Regions from separate parts of the Homo sapiens genome. Here region 1 is linked to region 2. Evidence: read pairs that join two places in POLR2A ChIA-PET (ENCODE). Cell type or tissue: CD4-positive, alpha-beta T cell. All regions are shown on one strand. Links, peaks and the distances in the headings refer to the core of each region. The heading gives the core; the rest is flanking DNA. Region 1 overlaps RUFY3 (RUN and FYVE domain containing 3). Region 2 overlaps RUFY3 (RUN and FYVE domain containing 3).

What was found. Peaks named below come from ENCODE experiments on the same cell type or tissue, not always from the same donor. Only the 100,000 strongest peaks of a DNase experiment are listed, where the experiment ranks them.
Region 1: POLR2A ChIA-PET joins it to region 2 with 12 read pairs; 9 of 35 experiments call an interaction of 5 or more read pairs at or near these places.

What each region holds. Positions count from the first base shown.
Region 1 is chr4:70,800,096-70,806,415 of GRCh38, forward strand. RUFY3 (RUN and FYVE domain containing 3) reads left to right here. Exons shown (of 18, transcript NM_001037442.4): 15 at 46-110; 16 at 2,861-2,888; 17 at 4,253-4,321. Among named protein-coding and RNA genes, the nearest start is that of GRSF1, 37 kb to the right of the region's middle. In CD4-positive, alpha-beta T cell, for the core only: no CTCF peak of the experiment used is centred there; no DNase peak of the experiment used is centred there.
Region 2 is chr4:70,732,013-70,737,658 of GRCh38, forward strand. The region is part of intron 1 of RUFY3 (RUN and FYVE domain containing 3); the gene reads left to right. Among named protein-coding and RNA genes, the nearest start is that of RUFY3, 13 kb to the left of the region's middle. In CD4-positive, alpha-beta T cell, for the core only: CTCF peaks have their summits at 4,075 (motif pointing right), 4,276 and 5,537; DNase peaks (open chromatin) are centred at 4,089 and 5,159; H3K4me3 peaks cover 309 bases; H3K27ac peaks cover 1,014 bases.

The DNA.
Region 1 (6,320 bases), core at 1,419-3,918, 66 kb after region 2:
TAGCATTCTGAATAATTAATAAATTGGGCTGTTTTCTTTTGGCAGGATGGGAAGCACAAAATGCAAGAGGAAAATGTTAAACTAAAAAAGCCCCTGGAAGAAAGCCACAGGTGTTTGTTAATCAAGTATTAACTAAGATGTAAAGTTATTCTGGGGTGGTGGGAAGGAGGGAGTTCTTTATATACATTGGCATTGACACCGACCAGACACTGACTTATAATATTAATATGCCAGGAAGACATTTGAAGTGGAAGTTAATAATAAAACGTATAACATGTATTAAACCAAACCCATTAGGCCATTTCAGAGGAAAGAAGGATGATCAGGCTGTCCTCTCTTCCCTGATTAATTCCCAAGCTCAGATTATCACTTAAGAGGTTATTTCCCACCTTTACTGAATTGGTATCCCAGGAAAATAAAGTATAAGTCATACATAGCATTTCTTAACTTCTTAAATATATTTGAGTATGACTTGTTTCTACCTCTGTGCTAAATTTCAAATAAGTGGCTGGGCGCAGTGGCTCACGCCTGTAATCCCAGTACTTTGGGAGGCCGAGGCAGGTGGATCACCTGAGATTAGAAGTTCGAGACCAGCCTGCCAACATGGTGAAACCCGGTCTCTACTAACGATACAAAATTAGTCGGGTCTGGTGGTACCTGCCTGTAATCCCAACTACTTGGGAGGCCGAGGCAGGAGAATCACTTGAACTCAGGAGGCAGAGGTTGCAGTGAGCCAAGATAGCGCCACTGCACTCCAGCCTGGGCAATACAGTGAGACTCTGTCTCAAATAAAAAAAAAAGTTCAAATAAGTACTCTGATTTCTCTTATGTCTCATCTCTCATTTTTCCTTTATCTTGAGAATCTCAAACAGCTTAACTTCATTCCTTTATCCTAACTCTGTCTGATTTGCTCATGATGAAGAGCATAGGATAGTTTCAAGGAAGCTGACTTTTTATAGTTATTTTAGCAGGTTAGAAATATAATTAAATATTACATAGTGCCACTGCATTAAAAAGTGAAGGAGGTCCAGTTACATGACATTCTGGAAAAGACAAAACTATGGAGACAAAAAAAAAAAAAAAAAATCAGTGGTTGCCAGTGGTAAGAGAAGGAAGGAACGAACCGGTGGAGCACAGAGGATTTTTAGGGCAGTGGACTACTCTGTATGATACTATGATGGTGGATACATGTCATTATACATTTGACCACACTATAGACTAGACACCACCAAGAGTGAACCTTAATGTAAACTATAGACTCTGGGTGATGATGTTGTGTCAGTGTAGGCTCATCAGTTGTAACAAATGTACCACTCTGGTGCAGCATGTTGACAAAGAGGCCAGGGATGGGGCAGGAAGCATGTGGGAAGTCTCTGTACTTTCTACTCAATTTGACTGTGAACCTAACTGCTCTAAACATAAAGGTCTACTTTAAAAGGTGGAGGAAGAGGTTAGTGATGAGGAATGATACCACAGTGAGGTTTTGAGAGAACTATACAGCTGTCCCTAGCCAGGCTTCGTCACCTTAAGAATGAGGTAGTGTGTCATCTGGAGCAAAAGTAGCTGCTGGAGAAGAGAAAACACACAGTCCAATAGTAAGCTAATTATGCAGGTGCTTGGCCTAAATGTCCCTTTCTGGCCTTGCTCCCAAAGAGCATGGTTTGATCCAGAGCTAACTTTAAACTATCACCCATCTCACATTACAGAATGGCATAAGCAAAGAGAAGGGAACTAGAAGGGCCATAAAATTAACCTGGGCTTCCAGGTGCCTTTCAGGGTCAGCCTCGTTCCAAACTAAAATCAAATCATTTACTTGAGCAACCAGGAGTGTCTTAAATGCCAACTTCTGATTTAGGTCCTGAGAATATGGAACAGTGCTTCCTTATATCTGAATTGTGCTCTGCAACTTAGAATTTGTTTCACATTTATTATCTCCTTATGATTCAGTATTCCTTACAAAAGTACCTAATGCAACTTTACAGATGAGAAAACTGAGAAGCAGAGAGGCTGGGTGACTTATCCAAGTTGCCTCTGTTTATCATGTCTACTGTTTTTAAGTCCTTTGGCTCTGCACTACCTATTAGCAACTTCCAGGACTTATTCTGGCCATAGCTGCAATCGTTAGACATACCAGGCTTCCTGGGATTATGATGGCAAGGAACATCGGAAAACCTGGTCACCCCATGGTGTATGTCTGGTGGTCACACTGCTACTCAAGTGAAAAGAATAAGAACCATTGCAATCTGTAGTGCATTTTCCCTGTAACCGAGAGCGGGCTTTGCTTCACCTCTCATTTAGGCTCTAGTCCATGCTGGAACATCGGAGTTAGCTCAGCTTAGTCCCTCATGAAGAAATATTTCAACCTGAATGGGTTTTCTGGTGACAGTCTCATTCATTTCCCCTTCTTGGGTTAATTTGCTAAAGCTCACATCTTAAGAATATTTGGGACTGATACACAACATGTGATAATGGATAATGGATAGATTTCCATAATATCAAATAGAAAAAAAGCTACTAAAATATATGGCCAGTGAACCATTGGAGTTTTACACATTGGGAAACATAAATGCTAACTATTTTGATAGCAAAAAGGAATGTAAAATATAACTTCAAATCTATTTTTAAATGGGAACCCTTATATAATAAGTCAAGGGTCAGATTCTAGTGATTCATTTTAAGAAGCAAAGTTTCCTCTCCTTGGAGGTCAAAATTAATAATTATGTTGTTCTAAGTAATATAAAAGACCTACAGTATTTCTTGTTTGAAAAAAATGTTTGTATTCTGAGCTTTTTATTGAAATGATATAAATGAAAATACATGAAGTTCCTATTTGTCACAATTTTTTACTTCTCCATTGTAGGCTGCAACCCCACCCTATGGATGAACAGGTAACAGAGCCTCCTGTTTCAAAACATCTTGTATGAATTATGAAGTTGGTTGTACCGTGCCTAGCCAGCAAATAAGGTAGCATGGGCGGAAGATGAGTGAATACAGTGTGCCATCCTTCTAACAATACCCTGAACAAATATGTATTGCCTGAAGCTCACACAGGAAGTAGCACAGCTTTGAGCAGTTTACTAAGTAAACATCAGTTCTCACCTATTTTAAATTATCCCTGACATAAGATCTAGGAGAGCTCACTTTATGTCCCTTTCCTCTAGTTTTTCCTTACATAAAATGGAGAGAAAAAAGATGTTTTGATCACTTAGAAATAAGCTAACATAAATGATTGTAAAACACTTTGTTAATCTAATAGTATATGATAAGCCCATGAGAAAGACAGTGAATGCTACTGTGTCTGAGTCACCCTGTCATTTACCTCTTAGGTTATAAAATAAAATAAGTCCTACTGCTTTCCTTTTTTTTTTTTTAAATGGAGATAAGGTCTTACTCACATTGCCCAAGCTGGGGTGCAGTGGACGATCTCAGCTCACTGAAGCCTCAACTTCCCGAGCTTAGGCAGTCCTCCCACTTCTGCCTCCCGAGTAGCTAGGGCTGCAGAGATTAGGTTTCACCGTGTTGCCCAGGCTGGTCTCAAACTCCTGGGCTCAAGTGATCTTCCCGCCTTGGCCTCCCAAAGTGCTGGGATTACAGGTGTGAGCTTCCATGCCCTATGCTTGCCATTCTTTTTTTCCTTTTTTTTTTGAGACAGAGTCTCACTCTGTCACCCAGGGTGGAGTGTTGTGGCACAATCTCAGCTCACTGCAACCTCCGCCTCCCAGGTTCAAGTGATTCCCCTGCCTCAGCCTCCCGAGTAGCTGGGATTACAGGCGCCCACCACCATGTCCAACTTTTTTTTTTTTTAATATATATATTTTTGGTAGAGATGGAGTTTTGCCATGTTGGCCAGGCTGGTCTTGAACTCCTGACCTCAAGTGATCTACCTGCCTTGGCCTCCCAAAGTGCTGGCATTACAGGCGTGAGCCACCAGGCCCAGTCCCCAGTGCTTTCCATTCTTGATGGTAGAGTGAACAAGAGGAATGGGATAGTGTTAAAACTTTTTACTCTATACTTGCATGTGTTTGAATTTTCTTTTTAGAAATCATGTTATTATAAAAATTAAGAGCTGGAAGCATAATGATAGGATTATCCGAGTTGTATTATGGTGGTAGGACTACCTATTTATAATTGGTTTAGTTTCCAGATAGTCTATAGTGTGATTATATTAATATTGTAGGTAAAAAATGCATATTCTGAAAGTACTAATATTTCTGGCACTAAGAAAAACTAACCAGCTCCCTGTGTGGTTTAGGATCAGCTGCTGCTCTCTGAAAAGCCACAGTTGTGTCAGCTATGCCAGGAAGACGGCAGCCTAACAAAGGTAACTGTGATGAGAAACGGACAGGCTTTTCATAGGGATGTCTACAGCAGCCCCCAGTCCCTCCCCAGGAGTAACAGGGACTTTCCCGCATAGAGTGCAGAGTGCATGCAGAGTGCTGGGAGTGGGGTGAAAAGCAAAAGGGGCAAGCATTTACTGGGTACCTGTTTTTTCAGTCATAATAATTCATGTCAGAAAATTCCCATTAAAATAAACATAAATAGCCAGGCGCGGTGACTCACGCCTGTAATCCCAGCATTTTGGGAGGCCGAGGCGGGCCGATCACAAGGTCAGGAGTTCAAGACCAGCCTGATCAACATGGTAAAACCCCGTCTGTACTAAAAATACAAAAAAAAAAAAAAAAAAAAATAGCCGGGCGTGGTGGCCTGTAATCCCAGCTACTCAGGTTGCTGAGGCAGGAGAATCGCTTGAACCCGGGAGGCGGAGGTTGCAGTGAGCCAAGATCACACCATTGCACTCCAGCCTGGGCAACAGAGCGAGACTCTGTCTAAAAATAAGTAAATAAATAAACAAACAAAAATAATTATGTAATAAAGCAAATAAGCAGATAGAAATGTATAAGTAAATATTGAGTGCCTGCTGTGTAGAATGTGCTGGAGAAAGAGTAATGAACAAAGTAGACCAAGTCTCTGTTCTTGTCAAGCTTATGTCCTTCATAGCTGTCATTTTATAGATGAAGAACGTTGAACATCTAATGCTAACTACATTTCCCAAAATTAAGTCATAAGTGATGAAGCCCAGCTTCCAACCTAGCTTTCGCTCCAAAGTCCACAGTCCTTTCAGCACTTTATCCTGCTCAGAACAGGATATGAGCTCTCCCTGCTAGACCACTTGTTTTCCACCCGATCCTCAAGGGTGCCTGCCTGAGCATCTTCCCAGTTTGTTATCCTAGAGTAGGCAGAGTTAAGGAAGTATTCAGAAAGAATGAGTGCCCTTGATAGCTGGAACTGTGTCTTGTTCACAGAATCCCCCAGCATCTAATATGGTACCCAATCCATAGTAGATCCTCAAGAAAAGTTATGTACAAATGAGTGTATGAAACACATGCTTGGAAGAGATACAGGAAACAGGCTCAAATTCTGGATCACAACCTGCATAGCACCATCTGTGATCATGCAAAATTTTAATAAATTATAATATGACCTAGTCTTAAATTCACAGAATCAGATAACAAATGAACTGCCCTTATAGAACTGGAAGTTACAATTATAGAAATATGTTACAAAGTAGAACAAACTGTTAATTCTGGCTTTCCTCTTCTAAGCCATGCAATATTAGCTTCTGTATGTCAGACAAAAATTCTTCTTAGGCTTTCAGATAAAAGCAACCCCCTACTCCTCTCAACCTCAGGAAGATGAATTATTTGGGATGAAGGTAGCACTTCATGGGAGAAATTATTCTTTACAGCTTTTTATATAGGACCCTTGGAGCTTTGTGTATACCACCCTATCACAGCCTTACTGCTGACATTGCTATAGTGACTTCTTGCTCTCTGTGCTTGACCATTAAAGATGCAAAACATTTAGGAAAACAAAATAATTTCCCTATGAACAAGATGCAGGAAGCTGTGCTCCTGCTGCATTGATAACCCAGTGGATGTGCTTACAGAGCACCAGAGACCACAGGAAAGCATAAAGCACATCAGTGTATTTATTAGGAATTATACTTTCAGTTCATACTCTGGACATTTTTAAATCTTAGCCTGTTCACTCAATCCATTGCTCTTTCACTGCCTTATTTGGAGTATGCGCAGGTACTTGCAAACTAATTTTAAAACTAACCTACCTCAAAGTGAGTATGGGGAACAGATGTGTGAAGGATATTCTAAAGATAAGTGACTTGTATGTTACCTGTTTTTATTTTTAACTCTATGGCACTGCTTCTTTTCATTTAAATCTAAAAACTAGACGGTGAACTTTTTTGTAGATTGGGCCTGTGTTCAGATACTACCTGGCACATAGTAAACATTCAGTCATTGTTT
Region 2 (5,646 bases), core at 3,093-5,592:
ATACTTACCTGTTCCAGTCAGACTGTGCTTCAGTAAAATCCTGATTATTCTTTTTGTTTTACTATTCTGACTTGTGATTCTTCATGCCCGTGTTATATCAGGAAGGGTAATGGACCCCTGACTCCCTTCATCTACAAGTCCTTCTCTAACAGATCTCACACCTTTCATGTCCTGAATCACTGGTTAGCATCTGGGACATTTGTTTGAATATGCTAGAAATCATTCCCCAGTTATTTAATTCATGGGATTCCTTATTTCTGAAATTATATAGAAAGTTCTTCAGGGCAAACCTTTTCTTTGGCGTTCTTCAGAAGGCCCCATGGTACTGTGTACTATTTATCGTAGATATCCAACAAACTTCTGGTGAACTCAGTGATTCCCTATTACTCCATAAAATCATTTTAAAAGAAAGGATTTGCATGTTACTGTAAAGACACATGCACACGTATGTTTATTGCGGCACTATTCATAGTAGCAAAGACTTGGAACCAACCCAGATATCCATCAATAATACACTGGATAAAGAAAATGTGGCACATATACACCATGGAATACTATGCAGCCATAAAACAGGATGTGTTCATGTCCTTTGCAAGGACATGGATGAAGCTGGAAACCATCATTCTGAGCAAGCTATCACAAGGACAAAAAACCAAACACCGCATGTTCTCACTCATAAGTGGGAGTCAAACAATGAGAACACATGGATACAGGGAAGGGAACATCACACACTGGGGACCTGTCGGTGGGTAGGGGGCTGGGGGGAGGGATAGCATTAGGAGAAATACCTAATATAAATGACGAGTTGATGGGTGCAGCAAACCAACATGGCACATGTATACCTATGTAACAAACCTGCACGTTTTGCACATGTACTCCGGAACTTAAAGTATTAAAAAAAATAAAAAGCCAGGTGCAGTGGCGGGCGCCTGTAATCCCAGCTATGTGGGAGGCCGAGGCAGGAGAATCACTTGAACTCGGGAGGCGGAGGTTGCAGTGAGCCAAGATCGCGCCACTGCACTCTAACCTGGGCAACAGAGTGAGACTCCATTTCAAAAGAAAGAGAGAGAGAGAGAGAGAGAGGAGAGAGAGAGAGAGAGAGAGAGAGGGAGGGAGGGAGGGAGGGAGAGAGAGAGAGAGAGAGAGAGAGAGAGAAAGAAAGAAAGAAAAATGGATTTTGTCTTCCTCCATTACACACAATTTAATTTATGGTTTCTAATGTTTTCTTTATTTTTAATTGTTTATCTCATATTCTGGACCGACTGTATATTATTTGGAAAATATAAGTTTAGAATAATGTAATAATTTGTTGTTTAAATATATCTTAATAATACGTAGTATTGATAAAAATATGGGACGACTTGGGGCCTCTGCTAGTGGGAATGTGCATTGGTACATCCTTTATAGAAATCATTTTATCATTGTGAATCAAGGACCTTAAAAAATTAATTCTCAGTAATTGTACCAGACACCTATCCTAAGGAAATAATAAGAGATACAAACAAAAAGTTTATGTATGTACTGTATATTTATCACGGTATTCTGACTTCCTGTAACACACTCTTGAGAGCAACTTAAATAGCCTAAGAGGAAAATTATTCAATAAGTTGTAGAACACCTTACACTAAAAATTATTGTGGAACAATATTTGATGTGTAGGGTAATGTTTGGATATAACTTTAAAAGCTGTCTCTTAAGCTGCATATTTACTATAGTCACAATTTTTTTAAGTATAGGTATACATAAACACAAGTAAAAGGAAATGTATCAAAAATATAAAAATTGATTATCTCTGGATAGTGGAATTATGGGTGATTTTTATAATATTCTTTATATTTCTTTATATCTCCCAAATATTCTACAAGAGGACATATTACTCTAATATGAAAACAAATGTTCCTTTTTCAAAGGAAAAATCTTTATGAAAATTAACGGGTGTGCAATCATCCATCCAACAGATATTTGTATTATATATCAGTACCTTCTATGACAGTTTCACACATCTGTGAGTGGGAACATTTGCCTCACAGCAGAGCTACTGCTTTAGATTCAATTTCCATTATAATTTTTTAATATTTCTATTAGGCATTTTATTTTGGGTTTTTTTCAAACACAGACCTGTGTTTATTTACTGGCATGCTCTGTTTTCATAGCTGTTTAAATGCTGTTTGCAGTGTATGGGGTGGCCCACAGTGTCTAGATTTAGAAGCATTTACAGCATTTGATTTATTCCTTTCCTAAGTGTTTGGAAAATAAAACCTGAGTCATTGGGATTCTCTTTTTCACAGAATTGTGTTATTGTTCTTTGCTTTCACTGTGGCACACCCCCTTTTGTAATTGGCCCTTGGTGAGATTACAGAAACATTTGTTGCCACCAGTGCAGTCAGCCTTAGATTTACACTGTCAGGTTCTCTGAGCTGTGATTATGTGTTCAGAAGGCAGTCTCAGTGAACTTCTCAAAGTGAGAAGGTTGTAGCTTTTAATACAGTCTCAGAAGCCTATGGGACAAAGTTTTCTGGACACGGTTCATCCCTTCTTGTTGCTCTGCCCTGAAAATAACCTGGCTAGTCACCCTTTCAAGGTAAGTTTTACCCACTTAGCTTCCAGGATTTTGTAAAATTCTAAATCTGGGTGAGAAATATCAGTAGCTCTGTACTTGTATGCCAGTTCCTATCTAAACCACGAAAGAGGTGCATGCTGCCTCTGATCTGACCGTAACATACTCTGCATAAAATCAGCTTTTCCTTCCTGTTTCAGGACTACTTTCAGTTTCTTCCTGTCTCTTTGATACTCTTGCACTAGCGTTGGCTTCAGTGCACTGTCATTAACCACAGTGCCTTACAGTATTTTCTTCTATTGGTGAGCCTTTTCTGGACCTTTCGTGAAACAGAGCTTCTACTTGAATCTTTAATTTGTGCCCTTCATAACAGAACTCACATTAACTCTTCTTTGGGTTATCAGCTTCTGACACCCAAGAGTCATTTGTCCTAAACTAATCACTGAAATATGAATCATTTTCCAAAAAGAAATGCTGTGCCAGAGAAGATAATTGCCACTCAGTGATAGAGCTCAGAACGGAATTCACGTTGTCAGATTCCCAAGCCTGAGTACCAACCAAGATCTGGTTGGAAAGAGCAAGTGCTGTCGTCTGAGAACATCCACCATATTCTGTACTCTTCAGTAGCTGTTCTGTGTTTTGCTTTTTTGATGGTGCCCCTCCTGAGGGGGAGGTGGAGAGTATATAATTGGGCATGTTTTTTCATTGTGGTTCCTCTAGTCCCCACCAGTCAACTGTGACTACTATGAAGTGCTTTTGAGTACAGGGCTGTAAATACTAAAATCTGTTCCTTTGCAATTTTTGGTATTTGAGCTTTTCCAGAGAACAAATAGAAGGATTTGATGAGCTTAGAAATACATGTGTAGAGGAACAGTGAAAAAGACTTCTTCCCAAATGGCTGCTAAGTAATTATATATTTTTCATCATAATTAAATATTCTCAAAATTGTATGTCAGTGTGTTGAAAATAGTGTTTTCAAAGAAAATATTGGCTGGGCGTGGTGGCTCACACCTGTAATCCCAACATTTTGGGAGGCCAAGGCAGGCGGATTGCTTGAGCTCAGGAGTTCAAGGCCAGCCTGGGCAACATGGCAAAACCCTATATCTACAAAAAAAAATAAAAATTAGCTGGGTGCTGCTGGGCACTGTGGCTCATGTCTGTAATCCCAGCACTTTCAGAGGTCGAGGCGGGTGGATCACCTGAGGTCAGGAGTTCGAGACCAGCCTGGCCAACCTGGTGAAACCCTGTCTCTACTAAAACTACAAAATATTAGCCGGGCATGGTGGCGGATACTTGCAATCTCAGCTACTCAGGAGGCTGAGGCAGGAGAATTGCTTGAATCCAGGAGGTGGAGGTTGCAGTGAGATGAGATCACATCACTGCACTCCAGCCTGGGCAACAAGAGCAAAACTTCATCTCAAAAAAAATTAGCTGGGTGTGGTGGTGCATGCCTGTGGTCCCAGCTACTCAGGAGGCTGACGTGGGAGGATGGGAAGATTACTTGAGCTCAGCAGGTCAAGGCTGCTGTGAGCTGTGATTGCGCCACAGTGCTCCACTGGGTGGCAGAGTTCAGACCCTGTCTCAAAAAAAAAAAAAAAAAGAAAAGAAAAGGAAAGAAAGAAATGTCTTTAGCATTATTATGTACAGATATTTTTAATGAAAACAACTTTAGTTATAGAGGTGATATATTTGCATTGTAAGTCACAAGATACAGAAAAGTATAAAAATGCAAAATAATAGAATGCACCTACATTTCAAATACCTAGGGATAACCACTGTTAAGATTTAGTATCAGATTCTCTTTTTCAATGTATACACTTTTTCAATGTATACACTGAAGGTTCACTTGCAAACTCAAAATTTTATACATGTAAGATCATACCACACCTGTGCTGTGTGACCTGCCTTTTTTCCTCTGCAATATTTTTCCATATGGGTAAATTGAAATTTTTGTCATTTTGTTTAATGTCTTCAGTTATTGGATGTGCTATAATTTCTTTTCTTTTCTTTTTTTTTTCTGAGACGGAGTTTTGCTCTTATTGTCTGGGCTGGAGTGCAATGGCATGGTCTCAGCTCACTGCAACCTCTGCCTCCCGGGTTCAAGTGATTCTCTTGCCTCAGCCTCCCAAGTAGCTGGGATTACAGGCGCTTTCGACCATGTCCGGCTAATTTTTGTATTTTCAGTAGAGACAGGGTTTCACCATGTTGGCCAGGCTAGTCTCAAACTCCTGACCTCAGGTGATCCACCCACCCTGGCCTCCCAAAGTGCTGGTATTACAGGCGTGAGCCACTGCGCCTGGCCTGGATGTGCCATAATTTCTTTGACTATTTCTTTATTACAGGCATTTAGGTTGTTTCTAAATTTTTCTACCCAAGACAGTTTTAGAAAAATTGTTATGTGTATAACTTGAATATTTAACCAATTTTTAGTTTTTAATTTTTATACACATTGCCAAACTACTTTAAACAATTAAAACAAATTTTGAATAGCATGGTATCATAAACTTTCATATTAGCTACTCATCAAAGCTTGGTTTTGTCTTTCCTGCTTGCAGTTGGTTGCGTTTTTCTCATGCTGTATTAACATCTGAAGTTTCCAAAAGATACAGTTGTGGTTTTCAAGACAGTTGGTTCAGCAGCTGAAAACCTCATGATATTACTTTCTCTACTTTTTTTTTTTAAGCTAACAGTAGTGTCCTAAGCAAAAGAGAGTTTTTACTGTTAATTGTGCAATGAGAAACTGCATGTTTTTCTAAGATTGCTAGAATTTGCTTTTTGGGATGAAAAAGCTGCATGCTGGGATTTCCTTTTTCTTTCTTATACAGATATAAAACTAAGAGTGTATGTGAGATGTACTACATTTTGTCTGAGAATCCCACAGTGTCCAGTCCTGTGGACAGCAGCTTCCCAGCTAAAGTATCTTAGAGACATTATCTCTGCCAGCATAGCCATTCCAGCATGAGAGCAAAGGGTCTACTGGTCAGGGCTTTCTTTCCTCATCCGCTCACCCCCCATCAGGCTCAGCCCTCCTTAGCGTTCTAGTGTCACCTAGCTGCTCACCTAAGAATCTGTTTTATCTTCACTTATGT